4 separate regions of the Homo sapiens genome follow, and all the other regions are linked to region 1. A link is a loop called in an ENCODE intact Hi-C map of the cell type or tissue named here. Cell type or tissue: B cell. All regions are shown on one strand. Region 1 has its middle 15 kb from the start of LINC00880. Region 2 overlaps LEKR1 (leucine, glutamate and lysine rich 1). Region 3 overlaps KCNAB1 (potassium voltage-gated channel subfamily A regulatory beta subunit 1). Region 4 has its middle 76 kb from the start of KCNAB1.

Region 1 (2,500 bases):
CCTGCCTCGGCCTCCCGAGTAGCTGGGACTACAGGTGCGCACCACCACGCCCAGCTAATTTTTGTATTTTTAGTAGAGACGGGGTTTCACCATGTTGGCCAGGATGGTCTCAATATCTTGATCTCGTGATTTGCCCGCCCTGGACTCCCAAAGTGCTGGGATTACAGGCATGAGCCACCACACTCGGCCTCCTGTGACCTTTAAGATGAATATTTTAAAGACTTTTTCCCACATGTGTACCTTTCCAGAAGGTTCACACCATTTGTGCTTTCTCTAGACCTGTATAACCAGAAGCTCTTGGGAACATGAGTTCTTGAGAATATCAGCACTGGCGTCAGAGGGGATGAAATAACTTTCAAAGATCAGGATAACTACCTTGCCAATGTATAGGGCTTCTCATGGCTGCAGTTTCCAGAACAACTTTTCTTTTGGTCCAGGACGATCTTCCCCATTGCTGTGGTTTGGATATGGTTTGTTTGGCCCTGCCAAGTCTCATGTTAACATTTGATACCCAACATGTTGGTGGCAGGGCCTGGTGGAAGGTGTTTGGGCCATGGGGTGGATCCCTCATGGCTTGGTGCCATGCTCAAGGTAGTAAGTGAGTTCTCGCTCTATTAGTTCCTGTGAGAGCTACTTGTTAAAAAGAGACTGGCACCTCCTCCTGTCTTCTTGCTTTTGCTCTTGCCATGTGATCTCTGTACACACTGATTCCCCTTTGCCTTCTGCCATGAGTGGAAGATTCCTGAGGCCCTCATCAGAAGCAGATGATGGGTACCATGCTTCTTGTATAGCCTGAAGAACCGTGAACCAAATAAACCTCTTTTTCTTTATAAATTACCTAGCTTTGGGGCCGGGTGTGGTGGCTCACGCCTGTAATCACAGCACTCTGGGAGGCCAAGGCGGGCCATTCACGAAGTTAGGAGATGGAGACCATCCTGGCTAACACAGGGAAACCCCGTCTCTACTAAAAATACAAAAAAATTAGCTGGGCGTGGTGGCAGGCGCCTGTAGTCCCAGCTAGTCGAGAGGCTGAGGCAGGAGAATGGTGTGAACCCAGGAGGCGGAGCTTGCAGTGAGCTGAGATCGCGCCACTGCACTCCAGCTTGGGTGACAGAGCAAGACTCCGTCTCAAAAATAAAATAAAATAAAAATTACCCAGCTTCATGTATTCCTTTATAGTTACACAAACGGACAAAGACACCCATGCACGATCGGTTTCCATAGTCCTACAATCTGTGGTTCCTTGAACGCCTTTCAGTTTGCATAGTCAGTAATAAGAACCTACGCCACTAGAGGTCACTCTTTGGCTGTCTGTGATACAAGATCTTGCTCTAAGTTTTACTTCAGCTGACTGGCAAGCCTTATTCTGAACACAATAAAGGCTTGTCTGTTTACAAAGGAACACTAATGTCTTTAGCTACATCCATTTAAGCCTCATTTAGGCCTTTAATCCAGACTTGAACCTTTGGCAATAACTCTAAAGGTACATACCTTTGCTAGATTCTGCTGGCAGAAGAATAGATAGCAACCCTTATTTATATAAGCACTATGTGCCAGATGCCATTCTGCTTCACATATATTAACTCATTTGACCTCTTTCTAAAACCGTGTGGTGGGAGAGGAACCCATGAGTTGGTGATTTCACCCAGCTAGTAAGTGATTGAGCCAGGATTTAGTTTGTTGCAGAGTCTGTATACTTAACCACTCTACCAAGCCCGGGCTGACTGGTCTCATTACAAAGCATCCACATAATGAGGTTTGAACTCATCAAAAGTCTTTTAGAGCTCAGCAGTAGACGCTGCTTGCCACGTGTGTGCTACTGGGAAATTGTCCAGCAGAGTCATGCACATACCCACACCTGCACCCAGCCCGTTGCTTGTGGTTGCAAGCTGTCCAGGTCCAGAGATCAACTCCAGTAACCCTGTGGCTCCACCTGCCACCCCATTCAGTGTGGTGCTCAGAGAACCTGAGGGTGTCAGCTTTTCCTTGCTTTGCTATTGCTTCCTAGAAGCAGTGTCAGCTTGCTTTGGAAGCTGCTTCAAATTAAGCCCCAAGGTAGCTGATAAAGTTTGAGGTCTTTCCTCCTTGGCCGAGGTGGTGAAAGAGGCATGGGTTCTGGAGTTCAACTGGCCTGCATTAGAAGTCTAGTCCTCCTACTCAGTGGCCATGTGGCCTTGGACAGAATTGCTTAACCTCTCTGAGCCTGAGTTTCTTCATCTGTGGGTTGACAATGATAAACATTTCCCTTGTGTGATTGTTGTGAGATTCAGTAATGTATGTAAAGAGACATTAGCACAGAGTAGGAGGTACTTGATACATCTTGCTATTATCTCTTCCTTAAAGGCATAGCCCAATTCCTAGCAAGCAGAAAGGCTGACCCTGGTATCTTGTCCTAGGTGGATCTCTTGTTTTTCCTAAACATTAGTGCCCCTTATGGCCTGTGTTATTCCTTGAGCAATTAAAACACATCACTCTATGCTGGCAAGTGTCATTTATCGTG
Region 2 (2,500 bases), 160 kb after region 1:
TTGATTTTAGGAGTAGTTCATGGTCAACACAAACATTTGGTTGCTAAGCATTCTAAATATTTATGTTTTTATGAGGTTCATCCTCCTAAAATATAGGAACTGAAAATCATATATATCATAAAGTAAAAGAATCTACTTACTTTTCAAAGATTATATACATACTATTTTAGTATTATAATTATAGATATACTATGTTTATGCTATAATTTTTGAAATTTCTGAAATAAAAGTAATTTTTACTTATTTATTCATTTTGAGACAGGGTCTCACTCTGTCGCCCAGGCTGGAGTGTAGTGGCATGATCATGGTTCACTGTAGCTTCAACTTTCTAGGCTTAGGTGATCTTCCCAGTTCAGCCTCCCGAGTAGCTGGGACTACAGGAGTGTGCCAACACGCATGGATAATTTTTGTATTTTTTTGTGGAGACAAAGTTTCTCCGTGTTGCCCAGGCTGAAAATTAATTTTTAAAAGAAATAGTGTTCTTGATTTTACATCATTTTCTTATCACGTGTTTTCCAATATTTCTTTCTCACTTATATCAAGCATAAGTACTTCAGCATTTCAAAGCTACTCAACTCTCTCTTTGAAGCTAAAATTAGTAATTTTGAGATACAAGTTCAATATTGTTTCTTGTGGAGAGATAATAAAGAAACAAAGATAAGAAAAAAGTTCAAAGACTATTTCACATTAAGTTACTGCATTTGAACTATCAGGGAAAGCTTTAATATATGGATAAGTAAGTTTCTTATTGAGAGAAAGAAATCCTCCATGTATTTAAAAATATTTACAGGTTCTTCAATATATAATCTAGGCCAGTAAAGTGGGCAAGAAAAGCAGCAGTAAACTATTACCCACACCAGTAAATCACTGCCAAAAGAATCACAGAGAACACACCAGGGTCTTTATAATTCTTGTCATTTCTTCCTAATTCTTGCCATTTTGTAACACATCTACAGAGCACTGTTATAAGTTGTTTAATATTCTCCATCTTACATAAGCATTTCTTTATAGTTGTCCATCTCTGTCACCGCCTTCTGAAGTTTTAATCCAAGTGCCTCTACTAGACATTGTAAATCTGAAATGACACAATGTATTTCATCTGATTAGTACATTTTAAGTGTCCAGATATTTTCATAGAGTAAACCATATTCTTTTGTTGCTAGTCAGCTCCTGAAGAATAAGGCAGCTGCTTATTCCACTTTGCCTGTATGTCCATATGCAACTTATCATTGCCTACTCAGCCCTCCCTATCCTAACACCCCACAGACTTAATGGGTTTTGACAGGCCCAATTTGTTGGCCTCTTTCTGCCCCCACCACCATGCTGATTTTCAAACAGCTAATAGGCTAAATTTTACTAATGTTTTCAAAGGAAATGTATGTAGCTGACAAACATAAGAATTTCTGATCACGTGTCTTGTTTCTAAAACACATGATTGCCTGAGCTCACTTTTGTGGTCTGGAACTGTGAAGCATGGCTGAGTCTTCCTGCTAGAACTAAAACAGACAAATCATGTTCCAGGCTCATAGTAAAGAACGTGTTAACTCTGGGTAGCATCTAAAAGGCATTTTAGTGACTTTCAAAACCAAGAGAATACAAGCAGGAAACTGGCTTCCATAGAGTCTTTAACTGGAGAATGTAAGCAGTATTTGAGGATTATTATTCAAGCAGCCCTGTCTAACAAGTGTGTGAATGCAGAACTGAAACCATAGCAGAAAGAACAAATGGCTTGAATTATCTAAGTCCTTCCATTGTCCTGTGTGTGGAAACTGTGATCTGAACCCCAGCCCCAGTGACAGCCCTTGCTGGTACGCTTTTTGAGAATAAGTTATAATGGAAAACAAACTGATAGACTGGTTGGTGTCTCCAGAAAAAAAATGTTCAAAACACTGGAGTTGTAAAATTTCTATGTTCCATCTGTTCAGGTGTTTCAGTGACATATTTTAATAGTAAACTTTAAAATCTTTATGCATCCATATAAATACATAAAACTATATAAATCGGCATTCTTAACTTTATTTTACAAAGAGTTAGTTCCTTAAATTAGAAAATAAATTCACTCTAAACAAATGTTTTAATTAGCATTTACCAGACATTTGTATAAACCTTTGTTTATCCAGTGCTTTTACATACATTAATTTTTGTTTCTTAGTTTACATGTTTTCTTGTTCTTATTACATTAACTTTATCTATCTCTAAGAATAGTTTGCTTAGCATCTCTAAAAAAAGTTCTCATTTTTTAGGTCACCCATGGTAAGGAGAGGGAGGATTAGAGAGTACCTGCTACTGACCATATGGAAGTTTTGGATGATATAAATTCAGAGGATCAGACCAGCTGAATCAAAATTAAAATGTACATGTAAAAAGTGTGATAGATAATGGTGGGAGTATAGAGAAAGAGCCAGGTGAGTAGGGAGTCATGTTGAGGTGGGAGACAAAGGCATTCAGACTAGCATGTGGCGTTTCCTGTAGAAGGCAAGATGGTCAGAACAGAAGCTGT
Region 3 (2,500 bases), 630 kb after region 1:
GGCTGAGGCAAGAGAATGGCATGAACCTGGGAGGTGGAGCTCGCAGTAAGCCGAGATCACGCCACTGCACTCCAGCATGGGGGACAGAGCAAGACTCCGTCTCAAAAAAAATAAAAAATAAAAAATAAAGGGGAGATGTCAAGTGGATATTTAATAGTTGGATAAATACGACAGTGAGCAATCTGGGCCAGAGGTGTATATACATTTATTAGTTACCAGTCTATTGATTATATTTAAATTCATGAAAATGGATGAGCCTTGTAAGGAAAGTCTATAGACAGAAAAGAGAAGAGTTTCTGATGGCCAGCCCAGGGGTTAGAGAGAGGACCCATGCAGGATGCTGGGTAGCCGGCAGCCAAAGGGGCAGGAGGGAAGCCGGCACACAGGGATGTGTCAGACCAAGAGCAGAGGGCACTTCAAGAGGGAGCCATGCCCACAGGGTGGAACGCCATGGACATTTGTGTCAGAACAGCCCCAAACAGTGTCCACTGGATTTGGCCATATGTAGGGAGACCACTGCAGACCATGAGAAAAGCAGCTTCAGTGTCAGTGATGTGATGGGATCAAGCAAGGTTGGAGCCATTGGAAGCCACTCAATGGAAGAATGAGTGGAAGAAGGAGAGGCCTTAAACACAATGCATTCAATAAGTTTGGAAGAGAAATAGGACAGGAGCTGAAGGGATATTCAGGGTCACGGGACATTAAGAGTAAGCCTGTGTGCCATTTGGAGTGACCTAGGAAGAGGGAGTTATTGATGAAATGGCCTCGGGGCTGGGAAGGAAGAGGGAGAGAGACTTGATAAAGGGAGAGGGAGGAGGGACAGAGCCCCTAGAGGTAAGAAGGACACTTTTGTCAAGATGATGGGACCCAGGGAGGTTTGTAGAACCATCATGGGAAGACATGGCAGCACCTGTTTGATGAATTCTAGTCTCAATAAACTGTGAACCAAGTGTAAAAGGAGGCATGAGATGTGTAGCAGAAATGAGAAAAAGGTGAGGAGAGCCTCTGCGAGGCACTCCAATGCCTCAGGTCTTTTTGTTGCTGGTAGTTTTTTCCTCATTGTTTAGTTTTGACTCTGAAGAGAAAAGCTTGGTGGAATTGGGAAAAGGGAACTCTGTGAGTTCTTGTCCTGGAAGGAGGCTGCAACATCAAAAGCAGGGAGAAATTGCAGGAGAACCAAGAGGCTGCAGTTTTGGAGATTCATGTTGCCATGAATTAAAATTTAATTCTATTTCAGAGAAAAATTCGTTTAGCTTACTAATAGGAAACAACCATACTGATGGCCAAGGTGGGTTTTTACATGATTTGAATAATTAAGAACACTAGAGGGCAGCATTGCTGAAAGGAAAAATCAACTGTCTTCTAGATACTGTTAAGTGCATAACATGGAGATGCCTTTTAAAAGCCTCCTAGGCAGAATAACAATTCTGAGTGAGGAAAGGATGTTAGAAAGATAGTTTAGTGCACTGCATCACCTGCCTCTGGGAAAGGAGACTCAGACAAATGTGATTAAACCTGATAACCCAGTACTGAATGTGACTCTCCTGGTCTGGGCTCCTTCCCTAGTTTTCCAGAAGCCTTAATCCCAGTGGTTCTCAACTCCGACTACATATTAGAAACACCTGGAGTGGGGGCTTTACAAACTATCCAGGCCCAGGCTCCACTGAAATTCTATTATATTAGAATCTCTTGGGGGTGAGGCCCCAGCATCGATAATAATTTAAAAACTCATCCCAGATGATGATTCTAGTGTGCAGCCAGGATTTAGAACCAACGTGCTTGTCTACACCAATGGTCTCAGGGTGTAGCTCCTGGACCAGCAGCAGCAGCAGCAGCAGCAGCAGCAGCACCTGGAAACTTGTTACAAATGCAAATCCCAGGGCCTCACCCCAGACTTAGTAAATTACAAAGTCTGCATATGTGTTTTAAGCAGCCTTTCAAGTAATGCTGACACACACTGCTTTATACTATTCCCAAGTAAGCCATTTCAATGGATACAAACGTCTTCCTATATTTCCTCTTTTGCTTTTTTATCTAACCCAAGTGCTTCATGCTATAATCTTTAGTTATTTGCCTTAGTACATAAGCAAACAGATAGCTAGTATGATATCTACTCTCTCTCTCTCTTCCTCTCCCTCTTTCCCCTCCGCCCCACTCCACCACCATGAATCAGAATCGCCTGGGAAATTTGGCAAAAATGCTGAGGTCCAGGTCCTAGCCTCCTTCAGTGAGCCAGGGCCTTTGTATTAGTTTCATTAGCTCTCAATCACAAACTTTTAGAAAAACTGACTAAACTATTGAAAGACTTTGTTAAGTCCTCCCTCTGCGCTCCTTTCCAGGTTGAAATAATCATTATTCTTTAACCTAATGATGCCTCCCCAGCGCTCACCCGCCACAGGCAGCTCTCGTACATACTCCCTGTATCCCTAGCACACAGGTGGCTCCCTATAAATGCTGCAGGTCCACTTTGTTTCCCTGAGTACTCAATTTCCTTCTGTAA
Region 4 (2,500 bases), 1.1 Mb after region 1:
AGGCTGACTCTCTTTTCAGACTCAGCCCGCCTGCACCCAGGTGAAATAAACGGCCATGTTGCTCATACAAAGCCTGTTTGGTGGTCTCTTCACACAGACATGCATGAAATTTGGTGCCATGACTTGGATCAGGGGACCTCCCTTGGGAGATCAATCCCATGTCCTCCTGTTCTTTGCTCCATGAAAATGATCCACTTACAACCTCAGGTCCTCAGACCCACCAGCCCAAGGAACATCTCACCAATTTTAAATCTGACTCAGCCGGCCTGCACCCATGTGAAAGAAACAGCTTTATTGCTCACACAAAGCCTGTTTGGTGGTCTCTTCACACGGACGCACATGAAAACTGGAGTCCTCACGCCCACCAGCCCAGAGTGCTCTCTAGAGGAAGCCTACAGACACTTCCTGGCTCACTCCTCCAGACGTTAGCTGTCTTGCTGAAACTCCTTTTTTCACCCTTGAAAACCACTGCAAGAATGGCCAAGAACCCAGCTATCCTGAGGCTGTGACCATCTATGACAAGCCGGCATCTTTCTTTCAAGAGACACCTCTGGACCTGCAGCACCGACTCTTCATGAAGCTGGGCAGCACGCACTCTCCGTTCAGGGCCCGCTCAGAACCTGAGGACCCAGCCAGGAGCGGTCGGCCTTCATGAAGCGGGATGCTGGGAGCGGGCTGGTGATGCGTCTCCATGAGCGGCCAGCCCTGCTGGTCAGCAGCACAGGCTGGACAGGTCTGCACGACCCATGGAACACTTGAGAGGACGAAGACTTCTCCATCCTGCTGGCAGCTTTAGAAAAGTTTGAGCAACTGACTCTTGACGAACACAACCTTCCTTCTCTCGTCTGTGTGATAACAGGCAAATGGCCTCTGAGGGAGTATTACAGCCACCTCATCCACCAGAAGCATTTCCAGCACATCCAGGTCTGCACCCCCTGGCTGGAGGCCGAGGACTACCCCCTGCTTCTAGGGTCGGTGGACCTGGGTGTCTGTCTGCACACGTCCTCCAGTGGCCTGGACCTGCCCATGAAGGTGGTGGACATGTTCGGGTGCTGTTTGCCTGTGTGTGCTGTGAACTTCAAGTGTTTACATGAGCTGGTGAAACATGAAGAAAACAGCTTGGTCTTTGAGGACTCAGAGGAACTGGCAGCTCAGCTGCAGATGCTTTTCTCAAACTTTCCTGATCCTGAGGGCAAGCTAAACCAGTTCCGGAAGAACCTGCGGGAGTCGCAGCAGCTCCGATGGGATGAGAGCTGGGTGCAGACTGTGCTTCCTTTGGTTATGGACACATAAATCCTGGGCCAGAGACTAAAACCCCAGGACCCCTGCTGTCCTTCCCGCAGCTTCTTCTCGGAGTCTCAGGGCAAACCCTTTCGAGCAGCGCCTCCCAGTGGCCAGAAGCTGAAATGACAGCAGTGGTGCCGCCGGGTGAATGAATTGGTTCTGTGACCCGGGGAAAAGAAAAAAAAAAAAAAGTGGTACATACACACTGTGGAATAGTATGCAGACCTAAAAAAGAACAAGATCATGTCTTTTGCAGGAACATGAATGGAGCTGGAGGCCATTATCCTCAGCAAACTGAAACAAGAACAGAAAACCAAGTAATATATGTTCTCGCTTATAAGTGGGAATAAATGATGAGAATACATGGACATATAGAGCGGAACAACACACACTAGGGCCTGTTGGAGAGTGAAGGGTAGGAGGAGTGAGAGGATCAGGAAAAATAACTAATGGGTACTAGGCTTAATACCTGGGTGACAAAATAATCTGTGCAACAAACCCCCATGACACAAGTTTACCTATATAACAAACCTACACATGTACCCCTGAACTTAAAATTTAATAAAATAAAATAACAGATGCTGGCAAAGTTGCAGAGAAAAGGAAACACTTATATACTGTTGGTGGGAATATAAGTTAGTTTAAGTATTGCAGAAAGCAGTGTAGCAATTCCTTGAAGAGCTAAAAAGAGGACTACCATTCAACTCAGCAATCCCATTACTGGGTATATACCCACAGGAATATAAATCATTCCATAACAAAGACACGTGCATGCGTATGTTTACTGCATCACTACTCACAACAGCAAAGACATGGAATCAACCTAAATGCCCATCAATGATAGACTGGATAAAGAAAATGTGGTACATATATACCACTGACTACTACGTGGCCATAAAAAAGGACTACATCATGTCTTTTGCAGGAACATGGATGGAGTTGGAGACCATTAACCTTAGCAAATTAACACAGGAACAGAAAACCAAATACTGCATGCTCTTACTTACAAGTGGGAGCTAAATGATGAGAACTCATGGACAAAAATAAGGGAACAACAGACACTGGGGCCTCCTTGAAGGTGGAGGGTGAAAGGAGGGAGAAGAGCAGAAAAAGTAACTATTGTGTACTAGGCTTAGTACCTGGGTGATGAAACAATCTGTACAACAAGCCCCTGCAACATGAGTTTACCTATGTAACAAACCTGCACGCATGCCCC

What was found. Hi-C counts contacts between places; a loop is a spot of excess contacts. Peaks named below come from ENCODE experiments on the same cell type or tissue, not always from the same donor. Only the 100,000 strongest peaks of a DNase experiment are listed, where the experiment ranks them.
Region 2: it touches region 1 in a loop (21-fold over the local background); 7 of 110 quality-filtered maps call a loop at or near these places.
Region 3: a loop joins it to region 1, with 21 times the contacts of the local background. A loop is called at or near these places in 5 of 110 quality-filtered maps.
Region 4: a loop joins it to region 1, with 10 times the contacts of the local background. A loop is called at or near these places in 13 of 110 quality-filtered maps.

The regions. Positions count from the first base shown.
Region 1 is chr3:157,136,412-157,138,911 of GRCh38, reverse strand. No RefSeq gene overlaps it. Among named protein-coding and RNA genes, the nearest start is that of LINC00880, 15 kb to the right of the region's middle. In B cell, CTCF peaks have their summits at 1,085 and 1,284 (motif pointing right); a DNase peak (open chromatin) is centred at 1,291; H3K27ac peaks cover 466 bases.
Region 2 is chr3:156,977,769-156,980,268 of GRCh38, reverse strand. It overlaps LEKR1 (leucine, glutamate and lysine rich 1), which reads right to left. Exons shown (of 13, transcript NM_001004316.3): 7 at 994-1,075. It also overlaps the pseudogene KLF3P2. Among named protein-coding and RNA genes, the nearest start is that of LINC02029, 100 kb to the left of the region's middle. RefSeq lists an enhancer at 1,495-1,624. In B cell, no CTCF peak of the experiment used is centred here; a DNase peak (open chromatin) is centred at 1,558; H3K4me3 peaks cover 1,522 bases; H3K27ac peaks cover 2,103 bases.
Region 3 is chr3:156,508,725-156,511,224 of GRCh38, reverse strand. The region is part of intron 8 of KCNAB1 (potassium voltage-gated channel subfamily A regulatory beta subunit 1); the gene reads right to left. Among named protein-coding and RNA genes, the nearest start is that of SSR3, 45 kb to the left of the region's middle. In B cell, CTCF peaks have their summits at 1,133 and 1,336 (motif pointing right); a DNase peak (open chromatin) is centred at 1,324.
Region 4 is chr3:156,042,948-156,045,447 of GRCh38, reverse strand. It overlaps the pseudogene ALG1L15P. Among named protein-coding and RNA genes, the nearest start is that of KCNAB1, 76 kb to the left of the region's middle. In B cell, a CTCF peak has its summit at 1,388 (motif pointing left); a DNase peak (open chromatin) is centred at 1,467.